Linked DNA regions of Mus musculus: all the other regions are linked to region 1. Evidence: chromatin loops called from intact Hi-C (ENCODE). Cell type or tissue: heart. All regions are shown on one strand. Region 1 has its middle 13 kb from the start of Gm34201. Region 2 overlaps Parvb (parvin, beta). Region 3 overlaps Sult4a1 (sulfotransferase family 4A, member 1). Region 4 overlaps Samm50 (SAMM50 sorting and assembly machinery component). Region 5 overlaps Pnpla5 (patatin-like phospholipase domain containing 5). Region 6 overlaps Parvb (parvin, beta). Region 7 has its middle 3.4 kb from the start of Gm34027.

Region 1 (4,000 bases):
TGCGATCCACAGGTTGAGAACTGCTGGTTTAGCGGATATATTCCAGGTGCTGAGGTAGGTGAGGGCTCCTTTCACCTCCCAGAGCTTCAATTGTACTGTCTATAAAATGGACCAGTTTCCTCACAGGATCACTGGGAATACCTGCTTTTCTTCTGTCCATCAACTCTCCTGGAGTTAGTCTCAGGGGGCTCCCGTGTACCTAGCTCGAGGGTTTGACCTGAGCCTCCGGGTCTGTCTGTCTGTCTGTTTGCCTATCTGTTTGTGTTCCTGTGCTGTTACAAGCTCTGGGATGGACAGGATACAGTAGGGATAGAGAGCACCTGAACACCCCTGTGCTGGCCAGATCCTCTCCTTCAGCTTCCCTGAGACCTTACTGCGCGGAAGTCCTGCCCCCATTCTAACTTGGCAGGGCCGGAGGGGAAGCTGGTGCAGAAATTCCAATCAAAGGCGAATGTGTCCTGGAGGGGCTCTATGCTCTCCCTGCCCTGCTGGGTCACAGATACTCCAGGTGTGTTTGTGTCTGAGAGATTGCTCCAGGGTTTGAAGCTTCTGATATTTCCAGTGGGATTGCTAGTTTGGCTTGCAGGGGCCTCCTTCCCCGGTTGGTGTCCGCACCGTGGCCCAGAGCTGGGAAAAGAGCTTCAGAGAACTCTGACTTGCTTGCTGTCCAGCTTCTGTAGGGCCTCCCCTGGTGTGGACAATCGCTTCCTCGCTGTCTGCGTTTCAGATGTAGTCTCCTATGATCTCTCCCCTCACAGCCACTGCAGACCGCCGCAGGAGGCAGACCTGTGACACTCATTCTCCAGCTATTCCAGCATGTGCACCTTGGCCCGGCACAGTTTTACCTCTGGCTCTTGACCTCTTCTTCTGATGGCTCGTTGTGAGTGACTGGCCCTCTGAGCCAAGCGACTGTTATCTTGGGGAGTTCTGCTGCAAAAGGCTGATCCCAGAAAGGCTTGCTGACGGTTTGCAGCCACTATGGAGGGGTGGAAAGTTATAAGACCCTCACCTGAGTATCCAGACTATCACCTGCTGTTTGTGACTCTGCCTTAATTGCATGTGACAACAGGGAAGGGCTAGAGGGACCAAGGAAGACTAGGGGAGAGGGCTCCATCTATGCATCTAAGGGAAAGCTGTTGGGTAAGGGCTGTCTAGGTGCTATCTGTTGGGGGTAGCAATGCCCACACCCCTGCATGTAACCCCTCACCTGTGTTGTGTAAGGAAGGCCAACTTATTGGCTCCCCAGAGAGAACCTTGGTGGAATTGCGCCTCAGTTTACCATTGGGGCCTTAGGAGAAGGGGAAGCCATTGCTTATGTCTCTCCCTGGGGAGAAACTTTAATATCATGGCTCCACTCCAGATCTTGCTGATCCCAGCAGGCAGGCAGAGGGCCACTCTGAGGCCTTTACATCTGCTGTGTCTCCCCGAAACTTCTGAGAGTTCACATCATACGTCTCTCCAGGCTGAAGTCAAGGGGAAACTCCCCAGGCACCCCCAGTAGTCCTCCCTTCTTCCCTCTCTCTTTTCTTACCTTCCTCCCATCTTCTGTCCTCCCTTCTCTCCTCCCTTCTCTCCCTCTTTTCCTCACCATGGGGTTCTGTGGGGTGGTGGCAGAAAGACTTCTCTACTCTGGGGGGTTAGCTTTGGCTGTCCTCAAAGTTTTGCCTGCTGATTATGCTGTATTTGTGCTTCTCACTGGCATCTGTGCCTCCCACACACGGGCCAGGCAGGACCTTCAGTGCCAAGACACCAGTGCCTACAGAAGGCACTGGTCCTGAGTGTAGAGATCTACATCTGACTCTGTAGCGCTTCAATCTGCCCTGCAATCTCCAGTCGTACCTGTAGGGGGCAGCCTTGCACCGATGTGGACAGGCCTATGAGGTCCATTTGCCAGGATCTGGTGTAGTTGACAGGTGGGGCAGCTTTGCAAAGCCCTTGCTTGTTCCGTGGTTACTAAAGTCAAGTGCATTGGGCCACAGGGAGCATGGTGCCATCCCAGCTGTCCATTGCTGTCCTGCCCTGCCCTGTTGCCGACTGCTGTGCTGTCTCTACCTGCACGCTTGGAGTCTCTGTGCAGGGACTGGGCTGCTCCTGGACAGCCCATTGGGCCAGAGTGTCACTTGTGGCTGCACCCTGGCTGTGCCTCTCTTCAAGATGTCAGAAGATAGTGAAGAGGCTGCTTCTGAGGGTTGGAGATGTTTACCACTAAACGCGGAGCTCCTGTCACCATGGCAACATCCCAATCTCCTCAGATCCCCACATCTGCCCAGCACCTGGCTTTTCTTAATTTGAGTCTCAGACATTGACTCATGGAGCCTCCCGGCACCCGAGAATTCATTTTGTAATTATCCCATCCTACAGGTAGAGAAACTGAGGCCAAGAGCGGTCGGAGACCCAGGTCTCACATCAGGGTTATGCTCCCTTGGCTTCCGGTAACAGCCTCTATATTCTCCCTCTACTAGCTTCTTGGCAACTCGTGACTCACTTTGGAAAAAGGTCCCAGCTTGCTGCCTTCATGTCTGGAGCGGGCTGTGTGCCAACTGCTGAGGGTCAGAGTACTGGCAATCCGGTGCACATGGACACATAGGGCAAGAGGCCTGGGCTTAGGGGAGAAGGGGACAGGAAGAGGTGAGGAGGCAGTCTCTCCTTCACTCTCGGGAGCCTGGGCTTTGTGATTGCCTGTAAATTCTGTTCTTTTCTCAGCTGCCCTTGTCTGTGATAGGGGCTGCTCTGGTGAGCATAGGAGCACATTGTGGGGTCTTCCTTTCTGGAGGGCTTTAGCCTCTTGCCCACATGCATGTCCCTACCTTTTCCTTCAGCTGCTACCTTCCTGAGAGGCTCCTCTGATATGCACCCTGCTTGGGGGTGAGCCTGGAGGGCACATCTGGTTATTGCCCCATACAGCATACTCCCTCCTTGGATAGGTCTCCTTCTAAGTGCCCAGCCTTAGCAGAGAAATGAGCCTGGTAGAGGCAGGACCTCCCCCCTACCCTGACCACCCTCCTAGGCTGTTCCTTCAGAGGATCCTCTTGTCCCTAGGGCATTCAGGGATGCCACTTATTGGTCAGAACCCGAAGAGGAGGAGCCTGCTCCAAAGCCCTTATCCTGGGCCCTTCCCATCCAGGATCCTCAAGGATGGGCAGGGAAGGGAGTGGGGAGGGATGGCCATTAGCAGATGCTGTGTCAGCTGCTGATTCATTAAAGTCACGGGTGTCACTCTGTGAGCCAGAGGCTTGGGCATCCCCCACTGATCTCTAGAGGCTCTCTAGGCAGTATTTCTAGCAGGATGGATGGTGGATCTCCCAGCCCTCCCTCCCTCCTCCCCAGGTTCCCACCTGCCTCCCAGGCTTCTCCCCCTCCCCACCGCACCCCAGGCAGGGGGGTCCCCTCCTGACTTCCACTTCTTCAGCTTCCAGGAAGGAGCAATTACTGGTGCACTGAAGCTGCACGGTGCCACCCAGCCTGCGCTTGTCCCCATGTTTGTCAGGAGCCGGCAGCCTCATTTACCCTGCTAACTGCAGGCCTGATAAATGTGAGCGCCATCAGATGATCCTGGCAGAGGACAGAGAAACACAGCCTTATGATTGCTTCCAACCCCCAAGATGAGACTTCCTGGCCCTGCCCATTCCACTTTGTGCCCCTTGTTACCCAGGTGTGGAGACACCCTTACTATTGGAATCCCAGCATGGCACATACATTTTGCTCAGGGAAAGGCTGGCTCCTCTAGGGTCTACAATGTGCTACTGGTTCTGGCTTCTTTATCACCCACTCTTGGCAGGGAGAGGCAAGGCCCTGAGTAGCTATCCAGGGCCTGAGGAGCAGGCTGCACAGAGCCTCCACCCTATGTAGTCTTTGGCTTTTATTCTGTGTGAAGCCAGGAGCCCTCTGGATCTAGAGCTTCAAGGACACCCAGGACCAAGGATGGGACAGACTCGGGACTGTTAGCTGGTGACAAGCGGCTGCCTTCTGAAGCAGACCCAAAAGTAGCTCCAAGGGGCTC
Region 2 (4,000 bases), 350 kb after region 1:
CCGGAAGTCATCTTCCAGTTCTGAAGGTCCCTACAATCCAGACAGAGAAACAGGGAGGAAAGCCTCACGGAACAGCTGTGGACACCGCATCTCTTACCACAGGGGACAGATAATAGTAGGTAGGCAGGATCACAGGGCCGTTGTAACAACTTTCCGCTACATGGAGAGTGGCTAAGGATAAGATTTAAGTCTCTCTGCCCCTACTCCTCACCCCATCACATAGCTGGGCCACATTTGGGCACTTACTCACTTCACCTGAGCTCACCTGAAGAGAACTGAGTCAAATCCATGTTCTGGAAGGCTCAGCTTGGAAGCCAGTGCCAAGGGCAGAGGACCTCACCAAACAATGCTCAGGGGATTCGGAGAGCAGGTACCAACGTCACCAATTCTCAAAGGACCCAGATGTCAAACACCCACCCTAAAGACGAGGCTCAACCAATTCGGAAGCTCCTGGAATCTCTGCCCAGGCTCCTGAGGTGTGGGTTGTAAGATCTCCGCACATGCACACCAAGGCTACGGGAATAAGCAGGATGAAGCATGGCTCATCCCTGGCTGCAGACGACGCTGCAGAGGCACAGGCCCTCCAAAGTCCCTGCAAAGAGCAGGTGTCAGACTCAAACCAGCACAGTGCCTATGGGAGGCTCAGGGCCATCTAAGCTCAAAGGGCTGTGGTAAAGCTGAAAATGCAGGCCCAGTCCAGGGGGAAAGGAAGTGTGGACCACAGCTATGGAGCAGTGAGGGCCAGCAAACAGCACAGGCCACTGGGGAAGGTCAGAGACTGCTGGAACCTCAACTTCAGGTACCCCAGGTTGCCGCTAGGGTCAAACCCAGGGACTCACACACACTAGGCAAATGCTCTGCCATTGAATTACGTCCCTAGTCCTTCCTTTTGGACACTGTCTTAGTTAAGGTTACTATTGCTATGGCGAAAGGGCTGGTTTGGTTTATGCCTCCAGATCATAGTCCCTCACTGAAGGAAGTCAGGACAGGAACTCAGGCAGGACAGGAACCTGGAGGCAGGAGCTGATGCAGAGGCCATGGAGAGGTGCTGCTTACTGGCTTGCTTCCCCTGCCTTGCTCAACCTGCTTTCTTATAGAACCCAGGACCACCAGCCTGGGGATGGCCCTGCCCACAATCACTAATCACTGCCCTCCCCCATCAATCACTAATTAAGAAAATGCTCTAATAGGCTTGCCCACAGCCCAACCTTATGGAGACCTTTTTCCAATTGAGGTTCCCTCCTCCCAGATGACTATAGCTTGTGTCAAGTTGTCATAAAACTAGCCAGCCCGGTGGCTCAGGCTGTCCTGGAACTCTCAATCCTCCTGCCTCGGGCCTCCCAAAGTGCTGGGACTACAGTATGTGACACCATGTCCAGCCAGTGTCACCACTGCAGAGTCACACAGCATACTGGCTAGTCTAGAGGACTTCAGCCCTATGACTTGATTCCCTGCTTTTGAAGCTGCACCCTACACCCCAGCCCCGCACAGAAGGGCTCCCCTGATCATCATCTGTTCTCTTGGCTCAGACCCTCAGCTCAGGTGCTGATGATCAATGACTCTTAACCCCAGGCCACACAGCAGGCCTTTTGCCGCAAGCCTTGGAGTCCCCAACTTAGGAAGGGTTGCTTTTGATCCCACTTCCTTTCAATCAATTCCACTGCCTTTCGACAAGTGATTTTAATCATGGTTGGGGGGAGGTGCAGAAGAATTCGGAGAGAGAAGAGCGTGCAACACCCCAAATACAAACAAACAAATAAACAGCAAAAGAGCAAAATGCAGATTTCCCTGCCGGTGGTGAACACACATCGTGCCATCCCTCTGAGAAAGCTATACAGGTTGCTTGCTCACCAAGGCAGACTGGGAATGAAATCTGCTGGTCGCTCGAAGCGGCAGAACAAGCCTGGTCAAGCTCAATACAGATAGAGAAATGCACTGTGTAGAACAGGAATGAGAGCAGAAATGGCAGCAGGAGAGTCACTCCTCAGCGGAGCCGGCGAGGCCCGCTTCCCAGCTGTGGAACCAGCGGTAATTAATCTGATCGGTAATGTTCCCACATACCCAGAAGTCCAAAGCGGTTCTGCTGAGAAAATAAGAAGATTAAATCATTAAGCCATTAACAACAACAACAAAAGAGCTCTACTGTACACCTGCCACGGGGAGAACCACTCCCCCCGCCCCCAAACTGGGCTGAGAGCAGGAACGCTATGTACATGGCGCCCTCTAGTGGTCATCTGTACTATGGCTGTCTGACGAGACTTCGTTCGGGAGGCAGGTCCAGTTTAATCTTCTTTGGCTGAGATAAAAAGCAAAGACCTGGGTTGGGGGGCGGGGACGGGGGGAGGGGTGCTCAGAACACTAGCACTGGACTCTGCAAGCTTGGCAGATGAGGAGCCAGGGCTAAGAGCCTATGTAGACACGCTCCCTGCCCCTGACACTCTTGGAACCCACGGATCCCACGCACTTCCCCAACACATTGGCCTCCCTTGACAGCTCCTTTCTTCGAGGCATTGTCACAGTTTGGCACATCTGCGCCAAAGGTTTAGCTGCCATCACTTCTGTAAAGGGCAGGCGTGTCACCTGCTTGTCTCCTGGCTCCTCAGGGCATCAGGCAGAGAGCAAACTGCTCAGAGAACAGCTGGCTAATCCTCAGTGAGTTCAGGAGCAACTGGGCCAGCAATCTGCAGCTTTAATCAATCATTTATTTGCAGTTATTTTCCCTATTTTGGTCTTTGGAGAACAATCTTGATACGTAGCCCAGGCTAGCCTCAGACTCACAGGCCTTCTCCTGCCTCATTGGTCCAATTGCTGAGTGGGATTACAGGCATCTGCCATCATTCCTGCCTGGGGATTCTCGCTGTAACTCCCTGGACCTCTTTCTCCTACATCTTTTATGGTTGCATGGTGCTTCCCCTTCTGTGATGAAAAAAATGAATGTATACTGAAGTTAGCTTGGGTAGTACAAGCAACCCCATGGGGTCTCCAGGCAGGAAGAGAAGCCTGGAACAGAGACAGACTGGGAGATGCAGTGTGCTGATGGCTGGGGGGATGGCGGGGACAGCACGGGTCCTTTCAGAACTGGAAGAGGTCAGAGATGAAAACTCATCGAAGCCTCCAGAAGGCTGGAAAGCCCAGCCCTGATCCTGACTGATGACGTTCAGGGCTGTAAGGCAACACACAGACTCCCGTTCTAACTAATGAGGTTCTGGTGCCTCATTGCCACAGTCCTACAGAAACAAACAAGGGCATGGGGGGCACGTTGCTTTGATCCCAGCACTCCGAAGGCAGGCAGATCTCTGTAAGTTCAAGGCCAGCCTGGTCTACACAGCGAATTCCAAGACAGCCAGGGCTACATAGAGAGACCCTGTCTCAAAAAGACAGAAAGGAAAAAAACAAACAAGGAGGGTGGCTACCAGAAGCCTTGCACATCCAGATAGACTCTCCCACTGGCCTTTCAAGAGCTGTTGAAAGAGACAAGCCTGGGTCACTCAGCAGCAGAACTTTAGACAGAAAGGAAGAGCTGTTTGACCTCACTGTAGAGAGCACCGCCCCTCCCTGATCCACACAGCAAGGCAGCCACTGGTCCTTGACACAGAGGTCAGGGTGGGGGGTCTTCTAGAAAACAGATTTCCCAACAGGCATTGGCTTTTATGGGCAGACACCACAGGACGGCCACCCGCAGCACCTGAAGCCACCTCCCCTGAGCTAGCCTCTCCGAAGGTTTACCCAGCAGCCTTGGCCTGAAGGCAGTTGGGGACCAGGCTACCTCCAGCTTTCCACACTGCCTGGCCATTTAATAGTTTTCACAGGAGCAGTCGGAGGTGTGCTAATTGCTTGCCCTTTGCAGCCACAGCTGAGCCCCATAAGCCGCCCTCCTCCTGAAGCTTTGTCTTCTCTGCTTTGTCCCCAAGGCCACCTCCTTGGCCCCTGACCAACAGGGCAAGCATATTCTCTCCTCTGCTCCATTCCCCGGGTAACAAGTTCTTGAGAACTGTGGACA
Region 3 (4,000 bases), 540 kb after region 1:
AAGACACCTCCCCTGTTTGTGTGTTTTGTCTGTGTGCTGGGTGGAGGGGGGGAGGGTCCCTGAGCGTTCTCCTCAAAGGAGTGTGAGCCCCATTCCTGCCCTGTCCCCTGGGCGTGGCTACAGTGGGAAAGCGCCAGGAGTGGGTTCTGATGAGGCAGAATTTGGTTGTTTTACCCCAGGCAAACTTCAGTGAGAGTTGAAGCCTATATACTACTTCAGTGACCTTTGACCTGGAAGTGAAAGTAAGGGTGAGAGATTCCGGTGTTCCTGTAGATCTCTTCCACCTCTGCAGTCTGGGTCTGCCTCTGGCTCCAGCCCAGGGCATGGTGGGATGGAGACTGATCAAGTCCTTCCTGGCTCTCTTCCCCAGCCTTATGGGAGCAAATGCAAACTCCGGATAGTCATCTTTGTGTCCCCGTGCTGTGCTTAGAAGATCTGTCCTTAAGTCATTTCCAAACTGGCGCACACACACTAGGGAGCCCTGAGGAAGCAGGGTGATAGAGCCCTTTTCCTGCCTTACCTATCACCCCTCAGCTTATGCAGGGGCCTCAGCGCTGCCGTGGGGCTGTGCCAGCAAGAAAAGACCCAGCCTCCCCGAGCTTTAGTTCCAGTCAGGGATGAGTCAAGGAGACTCATTAATGAATCAAGGGTTAGTTCAGGATCGGGAGCGATGTCATGGGGCTGTTGAGATCAAGATATCTCAGTGGGTAGAGCCCGTGGGGTACCAAAAAGGACTCAGCAGTATGTGAATGCAGCCACCCGTCATCCCAGCACTTAGGAGGTAGAGATGGGATTCACAGGATAAGCTAGGCCAGCCTGTATTGGTGAGCTTTAGGCTGAGTGAGAGACTGCCTTAACTTATAATGCAGGGAGCAAGCAAAGAGAACACCGGCCATCAACCATTTGCCCCCACGTATACACGTGCACCCACACACATATGCATGTAAACATGTATGCACACCACAGCGCGCGCACACACACACACAGCTCCCAAAAGACTGATGTCACAGCCGGTAAGTTCACACGGAGGACTTGGGCTTAGGAGACTGGGGGAGAGCAGGGCTGGCAAGCTCCCGGGCGGGCATGTCCTGCGCAGGGGTTGTATGGAGGTGAGCCAGACATCGGCTTACAGAGCGCCCCCTAGAGCATGAGAGCCTGGGGAAGCCCCGGGAGGTTTAACCGGGAGGGTGTTTTCTAGGGCTCCCTGGCTGCTGAGAAGTTTCCTGTGAGGTTGCGGGCCCCTCACCCCAGCTGTACCACTCAGGCTGGAGGGTAAGGGCAGGGCCCGTGTCTTAGAGGTTCCTTGTACCTTGAGTGGATTTGGAGAAGGGCTGTGCTGATGTCGGAGCGTTGAGCTCGACTGTGATTAAGGAGCAGAACAAATAGAAGGGTGGAGCCACAGGCTAGTATTTATAGAAGGACCCTCCTTTGTTCCCCTGTGGTAAGGCCCGGAGTGCAGGTCAGTGGTAGCCTGACTTGGGTTCACAGAGGAAGTCCCCAGAAAGTCTTTTTGGGGAGCAGCAGAGGTGTCAGCTCTTCCTTAAGGACTGGAAGCCCAGGCGGCTGCAGCTCTCCTGCCGAGGAGTCCTGAGCTCTCTCCTACTCTGCCTCACCAGTTTGGTTGGTGTGCCGGGCTTCTCTGCCCCTAAGAGGCTTCCATACTTTATATAGTCAGCTACTAAGGCATGATCTTGCTCACTCTGCAATCGCCTGGAACACCACCAGGAGGGGGACCACTTTGGAAGCTGAATACGATACAGAAAACCTTCCCTAAACCCGGCCCGGCACTGTGTCTCCCCCCCCCGCCCCCCCGCCCCCCCCACCCCCCCCCCACGCCAGCTCGTCAGTGGGGAGCCTGAGGCAGGAAGCTCATGAATTCAGTGCCAGTCTGAGACTCTCTGAAATCCAAAACAAACAAACAAACAAAAAGTAAAGGAAAACCCTTACCTAGCAGGTTCTGCCCATCCCCAAACTGCAGGCCAGCCAGCGCCACCTGGTGGCTGTAGTGGGATTGTCATCTCACAGCTTGGGCTTAGTTTGTGGTTTTGTTCACAGCCCAAGAGGTGGGAGTCGGGTGGGAAGGACACCACCACCCTATGTGGTCACATACACCACTAAGAGCAGGTCCCATCCTAGGGATCTCCTGGGAGATGGATTTACCCACCTTCTTGTTTGTTAATAGTGGCGGAGGGTGTGTGGCTCCTACGCAGGAAGTCCTCTGTGTAGCTAGTCAGCCCTGCCCTGCTTAGAGCTTGGTATCCCCTTCCCAGAATGTTATCCATCACTGTACACTGCATACGGCATGTTTTAGGACAGGGTGGCACCTCAGTCTGGGTATAGCCATGGAATGACCTTTGACCCTAGAAACTGAGTGCTCCCATGTCTTCAACGCCTCAACTCAGAGGAGTCCTTTGTATCCCCCTGGCAGACGATGTCCCCATACGGCCTGAACGACCCTTAGCATCCTCACCTCCCTCCCCTGAGCTGCCCAGCCCTGCACCTCCACCAAGGCAGCATCCCTTCCTACACTGGATTGATTCCTTGGTTCCTCTATACTTCTACCCCTGCTTGCCTCCTAACACCTGCATCACCTCCTGGCATCCCCCTTCCCGCGTGGACGCGACTGCCCTGGGAGCAGGGATGCGCTGCCTAACCAGCAGCTGATGAATGAATATCGTCACATCTCAGAGCCCAGAATTCTGTACTGCTGCTGTTGAGCTGGTAGAGGCTGAAGTTCCTAACTCAGGCCCAGGATGAACGAGCTGCTGGCTCCTGGCCTTCCCAATGACCAAGGAAGACCCTCCCATCCTTGTAGGTGGAGCCTGTGCCTGGTGCCCCTCCTCCCAAGTCTCCGCCCAGAACTCAGTGCTGTGGAGCCACTCACGGTCCTTCTTGCCTCCAGCCCTTCCCCTGCAAGTCCTTTGCGGAGCACCTGCTATGGTAAGGCTGAGTGCTGCGGACGGTTGTGGCCATTCTGCTCTCTAGATCCTTGCTCACTTCCAATCCCCTTCTCTGTTCTTCTAGGGCAGTGGTTCTCAACCTTCCTAACGCTGAGATCCTTTAATACAGTTCCTCAACTTGTGGTGACCCCCAGTCATACAATTATTTTTGTTGTCATGGTTATCAGTTGCAATGTACGTATTTTTTGGAGACAGAGGTTTGTCAAAGGGACGGCGACCCACAGGTTGAGAACCACTCCTCGAGGAACAGATGAGAAGAGCCACAGCGAGGAACAGAGCAAGTACCTTGAAGGCTCAGAACTAGCAACCTCTGGGAGGGTGGAGATACTGTTGGGTGTAAACAAAAGGCAGGAGCAGAGTCTGGAAACGGGTGAGCCAGCAGGGAATGGGACAGCCTAGGGAAACAAGAGGATGCTATTCCCTTACCCCCTAGAGTCCCGTAGTCTCTCCAACACTCTTGGGACCACAAGGAGAAAACTTTCATCTCTGACAAAGAGTCCCAATGTGCAGCCCCGGGAGTCTCCTGTGACTTTGGCACAGTGGTCTGGAGAGGGTAGCCGAGCGTGAGGACTGTAACGGCTGTCCAGTGGGGATGGGGCCAGCAGGAGACAGCCAGTCCCAGAAACATCTGCCACTCAATGTGGCCATAGTCATGGTCTCTGAGGCATGTTGGTCCTCTGCCAGCTCCTCACATCAGAGGACAATCGGGCTTAAGCTTGGAGCCTGGCGTGGTGTTGACTCTGAGTGTGAGTTGTAGCCCTGAATCCTGCCACAGGAGGGAGCTCGTGTTCTGTTAACAATGGTTTTTGAGGAACCAGAAGAGCCCTACGAAGTCAGCTATTTCCACTTCTGCACTTGGCTTTTTTTAATCTATCTGTCTGTCTGTCTGTCTGTCTGTCTGTCTGTCTATTAATATGGGCTGTGGGTGCTCAAGCTTGTGACGCACACACTCTATGGACTCTGGTCCATCCAGCCATCTCTCTGGTCCCCAGCATCTTGTATTTTTTGAAGCCACCATCTTTACTGTTGGCATTCTGTCT
Region 4 (4,000 bases), 400 kb after region 1:
CATGTTACAAGACTGTCCTTAAAAGAGCAGAGGCAGAAGTCTGGCCTGCCAGCTCCGAAGAGAGAGCACAGAGGTCTTTAGCAGTCAGTCTTGCCCAGCAGCACCTGAGCCTATGGCCCACTGGACATCGCAGGTTCCTGTAAGACGATAGCTGTGCAGCCTGAGTCACAAGCATGACAGGCAGGAGCAGCCATGGCTATCAGCAGACAGCGCACTTCCCGTCTGCCTCGGAATCCTAGCATCATACCAGCACTGGCAGGTCCTGCTGCACTGAGGTGGTAACCTGTGACATGACAAGGTCAGTGTCCTTCAGGGCCACCCCACAGCTCAGCCCTACTTCTGGTAAGTGGGGTCCCAACAGTAGACTCTAGGAGTCTACAAGGAAAAGGCTCTGAGAAGTCACCTGAAAGCCCTTAGGCCCAGGACAGCACAGGTCAGACTGTCACATGTCCTCAGGAAAAGCATGTGTCCATAAAGACGCATGGCCTGAAAAACAGACCACATCCAGGACACCGCTGAGCGTTTAAAATTTATTGACGTGATTTCCCATAAGGATTCCGGCCCAGAAGCACTCAACCGTGTCACCTCCAAATAGGCTTGGAGCCTGGGAGATGCCTGTTTCTCATCCAAGCTGCCCCTGGGACTCAAGTTACAGGAACCGAATCCCAGCTCCAAACTGGACACCATCACAAATCCTAAAAAGAAAGAGAGAGGTCAACAGGACGCTCCTTACACCATCGAGAGGCTCTGTACGCACCCCTACCCTGCCCCTGCCCCCCCCCCCCCAGTTCCCTAGGCTAATAGGAATTAGCCCCTGGAGAAAGGAGAAAAGACAGGAATAGAGCCCAAGACCCTCTGTTGCTCCATCCCACCCAAAGGTGCACTGTCCTGTTGTCAGGACAGCAAGTAGAGCCTGGGCCTCACAATGACCAAGCAACCCAGCCTCAGAGAGGCCAGCCACCAGCCAGCCCTTTTCTTGACCCAGGATGACATACATAAAGGGTCACCTCAGGTGTGCTCTCTGGAGAGCTTAGCTCAACCATGTCCTGTGTGGGCCTTCTCAGGACTGGCTGCAGGCACCAAACACCCAGTTCTGAGTGCTGTGCCATACTGGAATGTCAAGGCACAGGTAAATGGAAGCAGTCACTCTGCCCTGGGGAGGAGCCTCCTGCTTGGAGGGAAGCTGAATCTCTGGAGGCTGAAGACCCAAGCCAAGCTGCACAGTGCACCTGTGCCCTCAGCCCCGGCCTACATAAGAGGGACCACGGCTGCCTCAGAGAAGTAAGCTTTGAGATAAGCAAGTCAAAGATGCCTGTGCTATGACACACACCACAGAGCAATGCCCATGAGTATTCGAGGTGGCATCCAGAGTTACAGGGCCAGGACCCATCAGTGCTCTGCAGACCCCGTTGGCCTCCTCAGCCTCTACCTCTAGGCCAGGTGTAGGCTGCCTTCCTGCTGCATGGTGCCAGTGCTCACCCTTATACCAGGCCTAGCAGGGGTCATCCGAGAAGTCCACTGATACCCTCTCTTAACCCCCAAACACTCCACCCTGGATGGTGTGCTAGGTGTGGGCAAACAGCACTCGTGGGCCCCAAATAGAGCCCTTGACAGGCACAGAGAGGAAGACATTAACAAGGCTGAAGGGAGGGGGAGGGGGAGGAGAATAGAAAGAGGCGCACTTGTGAGAAGCCATTCCCTTAAGGCTTCAGCAACCCCACATTCTCTGTCCACCCATACTATACCCCTCCCCCAGGACAGCTGTACCCACATACAGGATGCCCTCCCCAGCTGCAATGATGGTGTCCTGTCCCTCCTGAAGCTCAAGGAACAGCTGGAGCGGGGCTGACTCACTGCTGAGTCTCCAGGGACCTGGTCTGAGGAGTCACGCTGTGACAGAACTCAGGTCCCAGAGAAGACTGTGCCAGAAATCATTCAGGACACAAGTCAGAACACTTCAAACTGTCACCCTTTGCAAAGGCCACAATTGCCAGTTTCAGAGCACCTGGCTTAACTCTGGGGGTGGGGCTACAGACAACTGTCCACCTGCCAACTGCCTAATTTTAGAAACATGATAAAATTGAGGTCATTTCCCTCAAATGTTTTCAAATTCCACTCTTGCCAACAAAGCTGCAAGGCAAACCACACTAGGGAAGGTATCTCTATGTTCAAGGCTGACCCTGGACAGCCTTCACTACCCACAGCCAACACCTGCCTGCCACCATCACAATGGCAAACAGCTGCCAGGCAAACCCGGGCCAGGGTCTTCCCCACTTCAGCACAGCAGACTTCTTCTTCCTGAAGGGTATGTTCTCAATTTATCTTTGAAACATGCTTCTTGGATTTAACTCATTGCAGCTGAGGGGTCCTGAGCTGTAAAGAACACTCGCTAAAGGGCCAATTAGCAAGAAGCTCAAGAGCGAAGGAACTGCTTGGTGCACACTGCCACCCTGTGGCTGCTGTCAGTATTACAGCAGCATGGGCCACAAGAGGTGAGCTGCTCAGAGAGCTGCTGCAGCTGTGGTTGGCACTGGAGCCCACCACACCCCTGTGACCTGGCCCCAACACAGTATGTGAAGGCAGCTGGCCACAGCTCCGCTTCAGCTCCACCTACATGGTAGGCTGCACAGAGCTAACCCAGGCTGAGAAGGCACCTGCTGCGCACCAGGGCCCAGCCCTCCTCTCCTCACTGCACTGTGCAATCAGCAACTGTGGCAGGTCAGACTGTAGGCAGCAGGCGTGGTGGACAGAAGACACTGAGAGACAAGAACAGTGGGCCAGTACAACACAGCAGTATGGGAGTGACAGACACCATAGTCAGACCACACAAAAGCAGAGCGGGAGGGCCGCTCGGACATGCAACATTTCCCCTGAAAGCTCAGAGCTGTCTGTCAAAGCCTTCTAGTCTCTGCACAGGAAAACAGAGCCAGAGTAGCTATGTAACCTATTCCAGGCCCTACCACAAGGCAAGGTGGCATCTGGCCTTGTGGCCCGTGGGAATTGATCTGTCTGGGATAAAGGCACAAGAGAGGGGCCCATGAGAGGCCAGGTGCTTGCATTGGCTCCCCGTGAGGCTGCCTGCCTGTCAGCAGGTGGCCCGTCCCATGGAAGCCAGGTACAGTGTCCTAGCAACTGCCTCCCACCATCATGTCTGGACCTCTGACTTTCCGAGCTTTGTTACTAAAGCTCCCTGCTCATAACAATCCCTCTGGGCCTCCAGACAATGCCTACAAGGTAATGTAAGGCTCTCTCTATAACCCTGAATGGCCCTTGGTCTAACCCACCCAAGGAACACAGACATGGCTCCATGTCCATGGGTGGAGTCCTCCAGCCCAGAGCAAAGCTGTGGGCAGCCCCAGGCCAGGGTTGGCACAGGGAAGCTCTCTCCTGCTTTACACATCCAGCAAGCAGGGTCAACACTTCCCCTGGCTAGCCCCTGAGGCAGAGCAGCAGTGCTCCAGGGAAGGGGTGGGTCTTCCCTTCCCCCTCCAACTAAGAGCAGCTCAGCAGCGGACCGCATGCTCTCATTCTTTAGTTGACTCCATTCTCTCTTTAAGTTCAGACCTATACTGAAGTGGCCATCTCGGAACCACTTGCAACAGAAGCTCCGATGAGCTGCAGAGCTGACAGTGGCCCACACACCTGTCGCCCCCCTGCACGCCCATAGGAATGCAGTAGTTCAGCTCCAGCCGAGCGATGTTGCCAAGTCGGAGGACGACGCCTGCTCCATAGGACCAGCGGATGCACTCAGCTAGCTTCCGGATATGGGCTTTGGGGCCCTCACCTGAAACAGTGAAGGTGGTGAGCAGAGGTGTGGCCCTCCCTGACAGGGCCCCTTACAGCTGGATCTAGCTGGTGGAGACAGGTATGGGGCTGGCATCATGGGCACCCGACTCTTCCACAGCCAGCTGAAGGTTTCGACTCTCTGGGCCTGGCTACCCTGCCCCTTGGCCTAGAAAGGCTCTTCTAGCAGAGCAGCGGGGCCCATGCCACACCTCAG
Region 5 (4,000 bases), 500 kb after region 1:
TTTTCTGTGTCATCCACTCTTAACTGCAACCTATTTCATCAGTGGGGAAACTGAGGCCCTGAGAGAAGGAACTTAACAGCTATTCCTATCTGCCATTAGGGTATTGAGCCCAAGCCCGTGCCTGGGAAAGACAGGTCTGTGTCCAGGCCACATTGAGGTGCCTAGGGATGAACACAGGCACACATGGCAGGTGGCATCCCAGAGACACTTCAATGGGAGCTGCTAGCCAAAGAAGGAGGGATGAGAGTTTGGGCAGAGGTCATCACATGGGCAAAGGCCTTGGGGCTGGAGAGGCTGAGCTGGTGGGTCTCTGGGATCATAGCATAGTGTTAGGGTAAGATGGCAGACATGAACTTGGGGATGACTGGGTAGGCAGGAGGAGAGAGCTGGTGTCTTGGTTACTTTTGTATTGCTGAGATAAAATACCATGATCGAGGTAACTTATAAAAGGAAGTGTTTGGCTGGGTGTGCCTTTAATCCCACTTGGGAGGCAGAGGCAGGCAGATTTCTGAGTTCGAGGCCAGCCTGGCCTACAGAGTGAGTTCCAGGACAGAAAGGGCTATGCAGAGAAACCCTGTCTCAAAACAAAACAAAACAAAACAAAACAAAACAAAACAAAAGCAAAAAAGGGAAGTGTTTGATTTAGCTTATAGTTCCGTGATGCTGGTAGAAACAGCTAAGATCTTCTGTCTCAAATTTCAAGAGCCTGTTGGGAGTCTTTTGAAATCTCAAGCCTGCCCCCAGTGACACAATTCCTCCAAGGCCACACCCACTAATCCTTCCCAAACACTTCCACCAACCAAGGAGCAAGTATTCAAATATATGTGCCTGTGGAGGCCATTCTCATTCAAACCACAGCTGGGGGGAGGCCTGGGGTGCAGTGAAGCTAATGAGGGAGGGCAGTGGCCAAAGAGGTTGAGGTGATAGTGAAGGTTCAAGAAGAGACACTGAGGAAGTAAGAGATTAATTTATATACAGAAGGCTTTTGGTCTGCACTGAGCCCTACATCCAGGCTTCTGAATTTGGGATCAGTGGGGTGTGGTTACTGCCCCTGTGCACTGCAGCTGGCTGGGGCAGGAAATGGGAGAGTAAGTCTGATGCTTAGACACCATAGGTTCTCACCCACTGCCTTAGAGGAGTGTTCTGCTTGGGACCCACTTCCCATGACTAGGGCATAGATGGAGTTGGGTGTTGTCTCCTTGCCTGCAATCAGAGCTGCGATAGGAGTTACCAGCAGTCTGGAGTGGCCATCTGGCTCTTGCCCTGATCAGTCAGGGTGGGAGCACTCTGCTTAGCATGGTAAATAAAGGAACTGGGCCTGGCAAACAAGGATGCTGTGGTCACAGCTGCTCTGAGGCGATTGCTGTGAGAAAGGCCCGGGGATGCCTGTTTATCCAAGGCACTGTGATGGACTTCTCCCGGTAGGAGGCCAGGAAAATGGAGCTCAGAACCAGAGCCTGGCAGGCCTCAAGGTTGTCTTGGCTCTGCCTCTTCGTGGAAGAGACTCTCACTGGGCACTTCTGAACTACCACTCTGAACCTTGGTCTCGTCTTCTGTAGGGGGGGCCTCAGTGGGTTAAGCGGAGTGTGTATAGGGTGACCCCTGCTGGCAGCTATGGCTCCATCCATATGGAGATGCTGAGGTTCACATACTATCTTCATCTTCTGGGACCACAAGGCTTGGTGGCTCCAGGGTGACCTGGGCTGGCTAGGGGAGACAACCTCACAGCCTGAGGGTACAAAGGAGCCGTGGGTGTCTTCCTGTCTTGCAGCACTGAGAAAGGCATGCAAGAGAGACTTCTGGACCCGTGTCCAGTGTTCAGTGCCAGGGAAGGTGCTGGCCTACCTGCTACTGCCCTGTACACTGCCCTTCGAGTATGCCTACTTCCGGAGCAGGAGGTGAGATAGCCTGGGCTGGGGAGGGGGGAGGTTGTGACCAGGGAGGGTGGGTAGGTGGCTAGAAATGGCAGGTACCTGCCTTCCCCGCACTAGTTGCCACGGGCTGGCCCATGGAGTGCCTGAGTAGGCTCTACCAAAAGAACTGATAAGGGAGGTGATGTGGCTGGCTACCCAGAATTCTGGCTAGTACTTAGACTGTTCTGTGACCTTCTGCCCTCTGATCCGTGGTAGAGTTGCTGTGACAATGTGATGATGCCATTGGCAACTCTCTCAGCTGAACTACCTCAGATTGGCTGTGTGGTGTGGGCCCGCTCTCCTGACCTCTCTAAGTCATAGCATGTTTCCTAAATAACAGGGTTCCTTCAGGTCAGACTGGCTGCAGCTGTATCCCTGCTGGGTTAGTGGCCTACGCTGCTTCCTTTGCTCACTCACTGGCTGCTGAAGGCTGACCTAGGACTAGGTGTGAGCTTGGGGCAAGAGAGGCAGGCTGACCTTGACCTGGCTCCTGGCCTGGTGGAGCACACAGCTCACAGCCGGCCACATCACCTGGGCATTTTAGCTTCTAAGAAAGAGCCATACTAGCACAGAGCTAGCCTGGCACATACTCAGACCTGTTTGTTCAGGGAAGGAAGGCAATGACATCTGTATTATAGTTTTAAGGATGAGCTACAGTCCGTTAGGCAAAGGAGAAGAAAGAGCCTTCCAAGTGGACAGGGTAGTGCGTGCAAAGGTCCTGGGGCAGAAGGGAGTCAAGCATACCCTAGGAACCCAAGGGGAGGAGGGTATAGGGAAAGCTAGAGAGTGACTGTGGCCAGACACACAGACACACGAGGTCAGCAAGACACAGAGGTGCTATAGGGAGGTCTGGTGTTTTCTTGGAGAAAGGATCTTTCTAATCTTGTAACCCAGAGTGGTATTGTAATCCTGAGGATTTTGTAATCCAGAGTGGTCTTGAACTCACGATTTCCTCTGCCTGGGGTTCTAGCCATGTGCCCCAACCCTAGACCCGAGATCTGTGCTTCTGAAAAACCTCTTCCTTAGAAGTCTGTGATGGTGAGTCCCAGCACTCTGTGTTGTACTGCCTGGAGCTAGTGATCAGGTCAGCAGTCGCCCAAAGCTGGGGGACACCTTCCTGCTGACAGACTCACCTTGCACAGAGCTGTGGGCTAAAGCCACGAGCTGATGAAATGATGCTGAAGGAATGTAAAATCTAGCCATCTCTATGGTGTGAGCCTGCCAGAGACAGCTCAGAACACACTGCGTCTGCCCTTCTGCTTTCTTATGACCCACAAGGGGCAGGAAGAGGGATGGATAGAGATAAGTAGGGGAAGGGACTTCGGCAGAGGGTCCTCATTTGGCAGGCGAGCAAAGCTGGGCCCCAGAGAGGTCCTTTAAATCTCTAGGCAACAGAGCAGAGTAGCCTCCAACCTAACATCACACCACACACTTCCCACCGGAACTCTGTGGAAGTTGACCCCAAGCCCCATCCCTCCCTAAAGCTCAAAGTCTACTTCAGGTCATCCTACCATGCATATTCCCCGTGAGGCTATCCTGAGATGATCTTGCTCAACCTGGGCACTCAGCCCTGCTCCCCTCTCACCTCTGATCTGGCACCATCCCACGGCTCCCTGGGAAATTGACATTGCCTCTCCCACAGGCTGATGGAGTGGCTACCCGAGGCTCCAGATGACTTGGATTGGATGAGGAGCATCCTGAAGAGTACCACCCTCGAGGTCTACTCCATGGCCAAGTCATGGCTTCTCAGGTTGGGCAGGTGAGGTGGCAGGGGAGGGGGGGTCATGTGGAGAGGGGCTGGAGTATTTGCATGATGCCCACATTCACTACCCAGCACTCAGAACCCAGCACCGAAATCAGAGGACTCAGAACCTAGCACCTACTGCACAGTATCCATCTAGTGTCCCGCACTTAACACACAGTACCCAGCACACATGCAATGTCCTTCTGTCTGTCCACCTGAGGGTGCTGTGTGTGCCATCCGGTATCTGGGATCTAGTCACGCTAGCCAGTCTGGCCAGTCTGCTGGGGATCTTTATCATGGCTCTGTGGTTGGAATACATTCCCTCCCCCACCCCCTCGTGAGC
Region 6 (4,000 bases), 330 kb after region 1:
CTGTGATGCTGAGATGCAGCACCAACTGGAGGATTGCTCCAATGAAAAGGCATTGCCATGTGAGTTGGCGGGGGTGGGGTGGGGATGGGGATGGGGGTCAGAGGTTGAGAGTGCTTGCTGTTCAGTCATGAGGACCAAGTTCAGATTCCAGCACCCAAGTCAGGTGGCTCAAAAATACCTGAACTCAGCTCCAGGAGGAAAGTCTGGGTGTGGCAATGCCTGTCTGTAATCTTGGCACAGATGGGGGTGCCTGCGGAGGTGGAGACAGGAGGCTCCCTAGAGCTCACTGGTCAGTTAATCTTGCCTAACTGGTGAACTTCAGGGTCAGTGAGAGACTGTGCCTCGAGAAAGAAGGTGGAGAGCAACTGAGGAAGATATCTGACACTGACCTCTGACCTTCACTCACACACACACACACACACACACGCACGCACACGCATGCCTTGCCATCACCATCCCAATCACCATGTCCAAGGGTCAGAAAAAAGTTAAGTTGGTGCCACACTCCAAGCCCTGGAAAGGAGGCAGGTGGGCCACCCAGGGTAGCCGCCCCATCCACTGTGACCTTGTGGCACACCATTCAGAGCTCAGTGTGCAGCCTTAGCCTCAGCTGGGGGTCAGTCATCTCAGATGCTCCGTCTGAACATATGGTAAGCAGCTGGCAGCAGACAGAGCCAAGCCTGAGTGTACCACAGTATCCAGCACACCAGTGCCTGTAGAGCAAAGCCGAGCTCTGACGTTTTCGTGATAAAACCTAGGTGTCTACAAAACCATCCTCATGGTCCAGCCGTATTCTTTAAATCAAATTATTAACTGGGCAGTGGTGGCACACGCTTTTAATCCCACCACTTGGGAGGCAGAGGCAGGCGGATCTTTGAGTTCGAGGCTAGTCTGGTGTAGAGAGCAAGTACCAGGACAGCCAGAGCTACATAGAGAAACCCTGTCTCAACCTCCCACCCCAAATTAACTAATTAATTAGGTGTGGGAGAGCCTGTGTTTTGTAGGCATGTGTGCCACAGCATGCATGTAAAAGCCAAAGGACAGCTTTCAGAAGTCAGTTCCCCGCTTGCTCCACGTAGGTCTCAGGCATCAAAGGCCATCAGCTTAGGGCAAGCACCCTTCCAGCATCTCATCAGCTTCATTTTTAAGCCACAGAACCTTATTTAAGGTCTGGTATTCTTAACCAAACATCCACATTCACTCTTGACTATTTGGTATTCAGCCCACTGAGGAGTTTGAAACCCCACTCCAGGGAACGGTTAGTCCCATGGTGCTAAATGCCAGCTCTAGGTGGCTGCTCCCCGGTGGGAGCACTCCTGCCCCAGCAACAGGCTCCACACAGTTAGACTCAACCCAAATCCTCACCCACCATTCACTAGCTGCCCCGTCCATATCTCTGGCCTCCACACTCCATTCCTGAGTCTACCTCTGTATTCCACTCTGGCCATTTCTGAAGCCTGGGGCTCGGCTAACACCACTCACCCAGCTCCAACCCCAAACCCTCCATCCTACCCACTCTGCACCCAAAAGCCTAAGTGACCTTTGTAAACACAGGTCATAGTATGGCTTTGTTCAAACCCCTAGTGGCTCTTGTGACAGACTGGAAGGAAACCCTTTGTCTACCAGCCCAGCCAAATTCTAGATCCAATCTCCTTCCCTGCTCACAAAACTGCCTCAGCCTCTGGATCCTGCTTGCCTGGCCACAGACCCTCTGCCTCTGAGGTTGTACAAGGAACTCTGCTGGACCGTAAGCTTCTCGGATGGGTTACCATGGCCACCCAGATGTTCAGCACCTCTTTTGCCAGCCATCACCTTGTCTAAGGACATGACCTTCCCCATCACCACCGATAACCTAGCACTTTAGGCAATGTAAAGTGATGGACTCTGCACCAGTCCTGGCACAAAGGCGTATTTGGTAACACTAAGGAAAGCACCTCAGGGCTGGAGTGGTGACTCAGTGGTTAAGAGCACTGGCTGCCTTTCAGGAGATCTGGGTTTAATTCCCTGCATCCACAAGACAGCCCACAACCGGCCATAAACTCCAGTTCTAGGGGATCTGTTGCCCTCTTGTGGCCTCCACAGACACTGCATGCAAGTGGTAGACACTCGTGCAGGCAAAACATTCATGACATAAAATCAAAACAAATAAACGCTTAAAAAAAGAAAATTAGAAGAGTGGTCAAGATGCCCAAGCCAAGAGGCAGAAGAGAAAAGGGGGTGGGGGTGGGGTGTTGGAAGAAGTCAGAAAAGAACAGGGCAAAATGCCCTGGATAAAAAGGCATTTGGAGATGCTGAGTCCCTGGTCCCGCCCTTGGGTTGCTAAGGTAAGGAAAAACAGGACCTGAACGAACACGACTTGTGCCCAAGGCACCTGACAAACAGCTGAGAGAAAAGCCTTCGGAAGCCAGAGAGCCAATACCTCACCACCTCCCTCTGGCAACGAGGTGGCCAGAGGTGACAGCATAGCCTACAAGACATGCTCACAACAGGGCCAGCCACCATCAGAGCTGGTCCTGAGACTGTCATCCATTGTGGGTGTTTTTGTTTTTGAGAGAGAGAGGGGGGCTTTTGATATGTAGGCTAGGCTAGCCTTAAACTAGCAATCCTCCTGCCTCAGCATCCCAGGTGTAGGATGACAGGCATGAATCACTGCCCCAGGGTAAGGCATCGTGAACATTGCCACCCCTCACCACCGACTCTGTTCTCCATTCTCCTAGCCACTCTTCCCTCATTTCCCCCTGAGGCTCAGACCCCAGTGCTTTGTAAGGCCACCCACTTTAGCCATATGGCACCTGTATGGCCTTTAACTACCCTTGAGACCCACAGCATCTGTCACTGTCTGCTCAGACAGACTGCAGCTCCAGAAGGGCGGGGTAGATCGATGTCTGCTTCGTGACTCACTGACCTAGAAGCCAGTGTTCAGGGAGGCTCAGGATCATTTGATGGAGAGGCTGTCCACCTGACCATCTTTCCTTCCACCCATCTCTCTGGAGAACACACTCAATCATCCTTAGCCAGAACTTGGGGGGACAATAAAGCCTGGAAGCACGAATGAGGACAATGACATGTTCTGAATCAGGACAAGGACATGTCCTCTCAGATGGGTTTGTTGGAGATCAACCCTCTCTCCCACCCCATCCTAACAGTGTTTATAACTAGATGAAACACGGGTGGCCTGAGAGATGAGATAAGGGGCCTGAATCCTCACTGAACGCTGTTTCTTTGGTCCATGACTGCATGAGCATCCGAGATGACCTGCTGCAGCCCCAAGGCTGGGTATGCACTGGCCAGCAAAGAAACCATGGATACGGACAGCAATGAAACCCCAGATGGGGCCAGCAGGAGGTGTACGCCAAGCTCTGGGTCTGTTCCCAAGAGCCCCAGGGCAGGAAGGATGGTGCTACATGGCGGGGTCCTGGCACTCACCCAGAAGTTTCTGGAGCACCTGGCCATCGTACAGGTCCTCCTCCAGCTGCTTCACAATGATGCGCTCCTCTGCCAGCACATCGTTGATCCAGTCCAGAAGTACCTGGGGCAGGTGAGAGGCATTGTCACAGAGTTGCTAAATAAAGCCAGGGTCAGAGCAGGCTCGGGTGGGCAGCGGCCCAAACGCACAGGGGCTACCAGACACCTGCCTGGTGACCACGGAAGACAACAGGTGTCTCTTGGTCCGTGGCCAAGGTAAGAGTGGAGAACTAGATCCATACATGAAGCTAGGACTTCCTAACAGCCCCCAGCAGAGCCTGGCAGAACCCGGGTAGGCTGGGAACCTGCAGAGAGCATGGGTAGAGAGGATGACACCTATCTCCTAGCGGAAGAACTCGCAGGTGCACCTTCGAGCAGTGGGCGCTTGGAGGCGCCATATTCTTGTACACTGGGTTGAGTTGACCCTTGGGTTATTCAAATGCTGATTTCTCTGCTCTCAGATCCCATTTCGTAGCATTGTAATGCTTACACCAAACATCTCCTGTCTCAAGTTTGTGTAAACAATCCTTATCTT
Region 7 (4,000 bases), 78 kb after region 1:
ATGAACCAGTGAGTGTTTGGGGGTTACTTAAGGAGGAGCACTGGTAAATCAGGGGTGGCCATATCACCAGTAAGTCCTCTCCAGAAATTGCTTATTGTTTTTAAAACCTTGGGGAGGCCCTTCTGAACCCCATAAGCTGCTAAGCCTGAGCCGTCTTGAACTTCCCTCCATCTTTCCAGGAGAGCTGGTTCTGTCTGCTCACCTAGAAAGGGAGACTGCCCATCTTGGAGACGGGGCTTCCAGATAACAAAGCCCTAAATGAGAAAGCTACAGGCTCCAGTGACCGGAGAACACGGATGCTGGTGCCGCGTTCACACATGCCCACCGGTCAGGCACAGAGGCTGAGCACTCGCTGAGCCACGCACCAAAAGGAAACCCAGTGTTCTTTGGAATTTTCCCCATGGCCCTTAATCAGAAACATCCTTATGACTTTCCAAAGACCTGTCCAACCTGAACAAAGAGCATGATGTCGTGTGACTTTAGACCCACTTTTCTGTCACCACCCCCTTCCCAAGGGACCTTGGAAGAAATGCCCCATTGGGGCTCAGTGGTTAAGAGTAACAGCTGCTTTTTCAAAGGACCCAGGTTCAGTTCCCAGCACCTCTAAGGTGGTTCACAAGCTTTGTAACTCCAGATCCAGGGGATCCAGTGCCCTCTCCTAGTCTCCATGACCACCAGGCGTGCACGCCATACATACACATATATGCATGCAAAAATTTCCACAGAAAAATATTTAATAATAAGAAAAAACAGAAACACCCTTTTGCTTTTTCTGGGCGGGCTAGGGTTTTGCTCCTCTCTCTGTTGTATTGCGGACACCATTAATAAATGTTTTGCCTGGAGGCAGCTCTCACTCTGTGACTTCCTTGAACTGAGTCTCACTCTAAAACTAACAGCTTCAATCAAGAGGAAGAAACTCCATGCATTAATAAGTCCAAGCACGATCCATAAGAGATCCTCACCGAGAAGCACCATGGGCTGACGACAGCAATGAGAGATCTTCCATGTACACAGGAGGACAGACTAGAGGGACGCCGATGGGGTAAGGAGCTACCGACAGCTGTCTTTGCAGATGTCACAGACAAAACAGAAGAACCGGAAGCTAAGCACAATGGGAGAACTGAAACCGTGACTCTAAAGTTACAGAACTGAAAAATAATAAGGGCAAGACTCGGTTTGGCTACCCCCTCCTCTCCACTGGTGGGCAGATGCAGCCAGTGTGTAAAGGTGTCTCTCAACTAAGATTGACAGGTCACTCTGGCCCCCACAAGCTCAGGGCCTTACACCCCTACGCATCCTACACATTAGATTTCAAGGTTCAGAGTCCCATCATGAGGATGAGGATAGCCTACAGGCGGTGAGGAGCTCAGCGGTGAGGATGTCCACACAAGATTTGACTTTTGAACATGCTCCGTTTATTCACACAAACATACCTGATGATAACACACACTCTAATACAAAAGGTGAACTGACATCTAAGCAAGCAGAGGGGACAGTTGGTTGGAGAGAATACGCTGCTGCAGGGTTCCACTGGGGATGATTTGGAAGCTTGCAGGGTTGACCTCCATCTGCCATAAACTCCTTCAGCTCTGGCAGGCTGGGAGGATGGCACTGATCCGAGGGCCTTGAAAGCATTGGCTCGTGGCTAGCGCTGAGCGCTGAGTGGTGGGCATGTGTAAACCTGTCGCCAGTGCCGGAAGTTCAGCATTCACGGAAGCCAAAGCCACACACAAAATCTCCTGTCACCTCATTGATCATCACAGAGGAGATAAAGAGAGAAGCCATGTAGTAGGAACATGGCAGTGGGATCCCAGAGATTATCCCCCAAGTTCCAATATTTGTATCTTGTCGTTGGTGGTAGCTTTGTGCTATCAGGGCTCTCAGCTTGGGGCTGGTTCACTAGCACATCAACACCATCTTGGGGGTGGTTTATTAGCATATTATTAGTATACCATTAGCATACATTAGCATATCAAGGCCTGTCCTGGGCTTGTTTCTGACGCCTATCTGAGAGCTAGCTGGTGGCAAGCTCCTATTTTACAGATATCACATTATTCCAAGTCACACAAAATAGTTTCACTTACGTTCCTAATGCAACATATGCACCAAAGGTCTAGGACATGTTGAAAATCACATGTGGAAGCTAAAGAGATGGCTCATTGGTGAAGAATTTGCTTCTCTTGCAGAGGACCTAAGCTTGGTTTCCAGCCCCATTGTCAGGGGACTCACAACCAGCTGTAACTCCAGCTCATGGGGATCTATTGCCCTCTTGTGACCACTTCAGGCACTGCACTCATATGCACTGTCCCCTTCTCCATATACACATGGTTTTTATTATATATGTATATGTATATATAATATGGCATATGATGATATATATATGTATCTCATCATATGCCATGCTGAGAACCAAGAAAATATCAAATAAAAAAGAACATCGGTAGGCACAAACATCAAGACAACAAAGATACTTGAAGTATCTGGCAAGGACTGCACAGTAGCCATGGTAACCTACCCCTGTGATTACAAGAAAACAGAAGACTCCCACAAATAAATAGATGTTGTAAAGAAGAGTCATTTGGAAATCATAGACCAGGAGTGAGAATCAGAAGAAAAAGTTACTGGTTGGTCTCAGCAACAGAGTGAAGAGGACTGGGGAAGAACCCAGTAGACAGACACAGGAACTCAATCCCCACAGACACACAGACTCAGTCCCTCACAGTCTGCACATGGAGATGAAAACTATTAAAAGATGAACCTCGGGCCAGGATGGTGGTACAGGCCTTTAGTCTCAGCACTTGGGAGGCAGAGGCAAGTAGCTCTATATGAGTTCAAGACCAGCCTGGTCTACATTGTGAGTTCCAGGACAGCCAGGGATACCTAGTGGGGCCCATCTTAAAAGCACTGCTCCTCAAGGGCCCATGAAAACACAACAACAGATCCATCATTCCTTCCTCTAGGAACTTAGGAGAAGAGAGAGTTTGAAATAAGGATTTGACCTTGGAACTATGACTAAGATAAATCTCTCTTCCTTTAGAAAACTGTGAAAAAATACATATGGGAACTTCCCAGATTTGATGAAAGACAAACACCTACAGATATATAAGCCCAAAGAAATATATATCAAGACACATTAGCCGGAGTTAAATATCTGCAAACTAAAGATGGGTTCAGGGTGAGGTGGGGGGAGGGGTGGGCATCTCAAAGGCAGCAAGAAGGAAATGGCACACATGGGTGACAAAGCCAGAAAGAGCAGATCCTCCTGGGAGCTGTGTAGCCCAGCACTGAGATTCTCGACAGTATGGACAGTCAGGAATTCTATACCTAGCAAAAGTATCCCATAGGAATAAAGGGGCAATGGGGCCATTCTCAAGTGAAGGAAGATGAACAGAATCATAGTCAATGGACCCTGAAGTGGATCAGCAGGAGAGGAGATCCTCAGTAGCCTCTGATGCTGAGTAAAGGCAGGGAATGAGACTTTTCTTGACTGCCCTAAAATGTGTCCAGGGATAAAGTAAAACCTTTCCCACTGCCCAAGTGGTTTTTGATGTATACAGATGTATTTAGGACAGTTATATTCTAAATGGAAGTGTGGAGCCAATGAAAGGGGGGGTAAGGGCCCCTATTTTATTCTAAAAGGTGAATAGACAACAATGAGGTTGGTAGGTAAAATCCACAGTATGTACTTTAAACCTCTACTCAACAAGATACGTGCAAATCTCCATCAGTCATATCAAACCCGATTCTAAGAAGGAATACTCAAGGGTCTCCCAGATGCAGGGAGGATAAAGCAGAGAAACAAAACGACAGAGCAGGAAGGTTAAATCAGCAAACAAAGGCTCCCAAAAGGCAACATTGTTACCAGGTACAGCTCAGAGGCACCAGCTTACATGTCCACTGGCAAAGTAGGTTGGAAAAAAGACCTAATTCCAGGCTGCGTGCGGTAGGAGAGTCAGGTAGAAGGAGGCCAGTCTGCTCAGGTGGGACATAATGGGAGAAA

What was found. Peaks named below come from ENCODE experiments on the same cell type or tissue, not always from the same donor. Only the 100,000 strongest peaks of a DNase experiment are listed, where the experiment ranks them.
Region 2: it touches region 1 in a loop (6-fold over the local background); 18 of 42 quality-filtered maps call a loop at or near these places.
Region 3: it touches region 1 in a loop (10-fold over the local background); 8 of 42 quality-filtered maps call a loop at or near these places.
Region 4: a loop joins it to region 1, with 7 times the contacts of the local background. A loop is called at or near these places in 21 of 42 quality-filtered maps.
Region 5: a loop joins it to region 1, with 3 times the contacts of the local background. A loop is called at or near these places in 12 of 42 quality-filtered maps.
Region 6: a loop joins it to region 1, with 4 times the contacts of the local background. A loop is called at or near these places in 31 of 42 quality-filtered maps.
Region 7: a loop joins it to region 1, with 9 times the contacts of the local background. A loop is called at or near these places in 29 of 42 quality-filtered maps.

The regions. Positions count from the first base shown.
Region 1 is chr15:84,612,284-84,616,283 of GRCm38, reverse strand. No RefSeq gene overlaps it. Among named protein-coding and RNA genes, the nearest start is that of Gm34201, 13 kb to the left of the region's middle. In heart, no CTCF peak of the experiment used is centred here; a DNase peak (open chromatin) is centred at 1,873; H3K27me3 peaks cover 3,616 bases.
Region 2 is chr15:84,258,726-84,262,725 of GRCm38, reverse strand. All of the region lies in intron 1 of Parvb (parvin, beta), which reads right to left. Among named protein-coding and RNA genes, the nearest start is that of Gm33723, 21 kb to the right of the region's middle. In heart, a CTCF peak has its summit at 2,217 (motif pointing left); a DNase peak (open chromatin) is centred at 2,205; H3K27ac peaks cover 1,150 bases.
Region 3 is chr15:84,072,114-84,076,113 of GRCm38, reverse strand. It overlaps Sult4a1 (sulfotransferase family 4A, member 1), which reads left to right. Exons shown (of 7, transcript NM_013873.3): 7 at 1-17. It also overlaps a transcript of Efcab6 not described here. Among named protein-coding and RNA genes, the nearest start is that of Efcab6, 8.8 kb to the right of the region's middle. In heart, CTCF peaks have their summits at 1,128 (motif pointing left), 2,005 (motif pointing left) and 3,729 (motif pointing right); no DNase peak of the experiment used is centred here; H3K27me3 peaks cover 3,833 bases.
Region 4 is chr15:84,210,821-84,214,820 of GRCm38, reverse strand. It overlaps Samm50 (SAMM50 sorting and assembly machinery component), which reads right to left. Exons shown (of 15, transcript NM_178614.5): 14 at 3,643-3,784; 15 at 1-695. The coding sequence ends at 650. Among named protein-coding and RNA genes, the nearest start is that of Gm52212, 4.4 kb to the left of the region's middle. In heart, no CTCF peak of the experiment used is centred here; DNase peaks (open chromatin) are centred at 150, 1,490, 1,860, 2,460 and 2 weaker places; H3K27ac peaks cover 1,337 bases.
Region 5 is chr15:84,113,519-84,117,518 of GRCm38, reverse strand. It overlaps Pnpla5 (patatin-like phospholipase domain containing 5), which reads left to right. Exons shown (of 10, transcript NM_029427.1): 7 at 1,772-1,898; 8 at 3,556-3,672. Among named protein-coding and RNA genes, the nearest start is that of Pnpla5, 7.7 kb to the left of the region's middle. In heart, a CTCF peak has its summit at 1,596 (motif pointing left); no DNase peak of the experiment used is centred here.
Region 6 is chr15:84,282,291-84,286,290 of GRCm38, reverse strand. Parvb (parvin, beta) reads right to left here. Exons shown (of 13, transcript NM_133167.3): 4 at 3,427-3,529. Among named protein-coding and RNA genes, the nearest start is that of Gm22890, 39 kb to the left of the region's middle. In heart, a CTCF peak has its summit at 2,072 (motif pointing left); no DNase peak of the experiment used is centred here.
Region 7 is chr15:84,534,413-84,538,412 of GRCm38, reverse strand. No RefSeq gene overlaps it. Among named protein-coding and RNA genes, the nearest start is that of Gm34027, 3.4 kb to the left of the region's middle. In heart, a CTCF peak has its summit at 2,270 (motif pointing left); no DNase peak of the experiment used is centred here.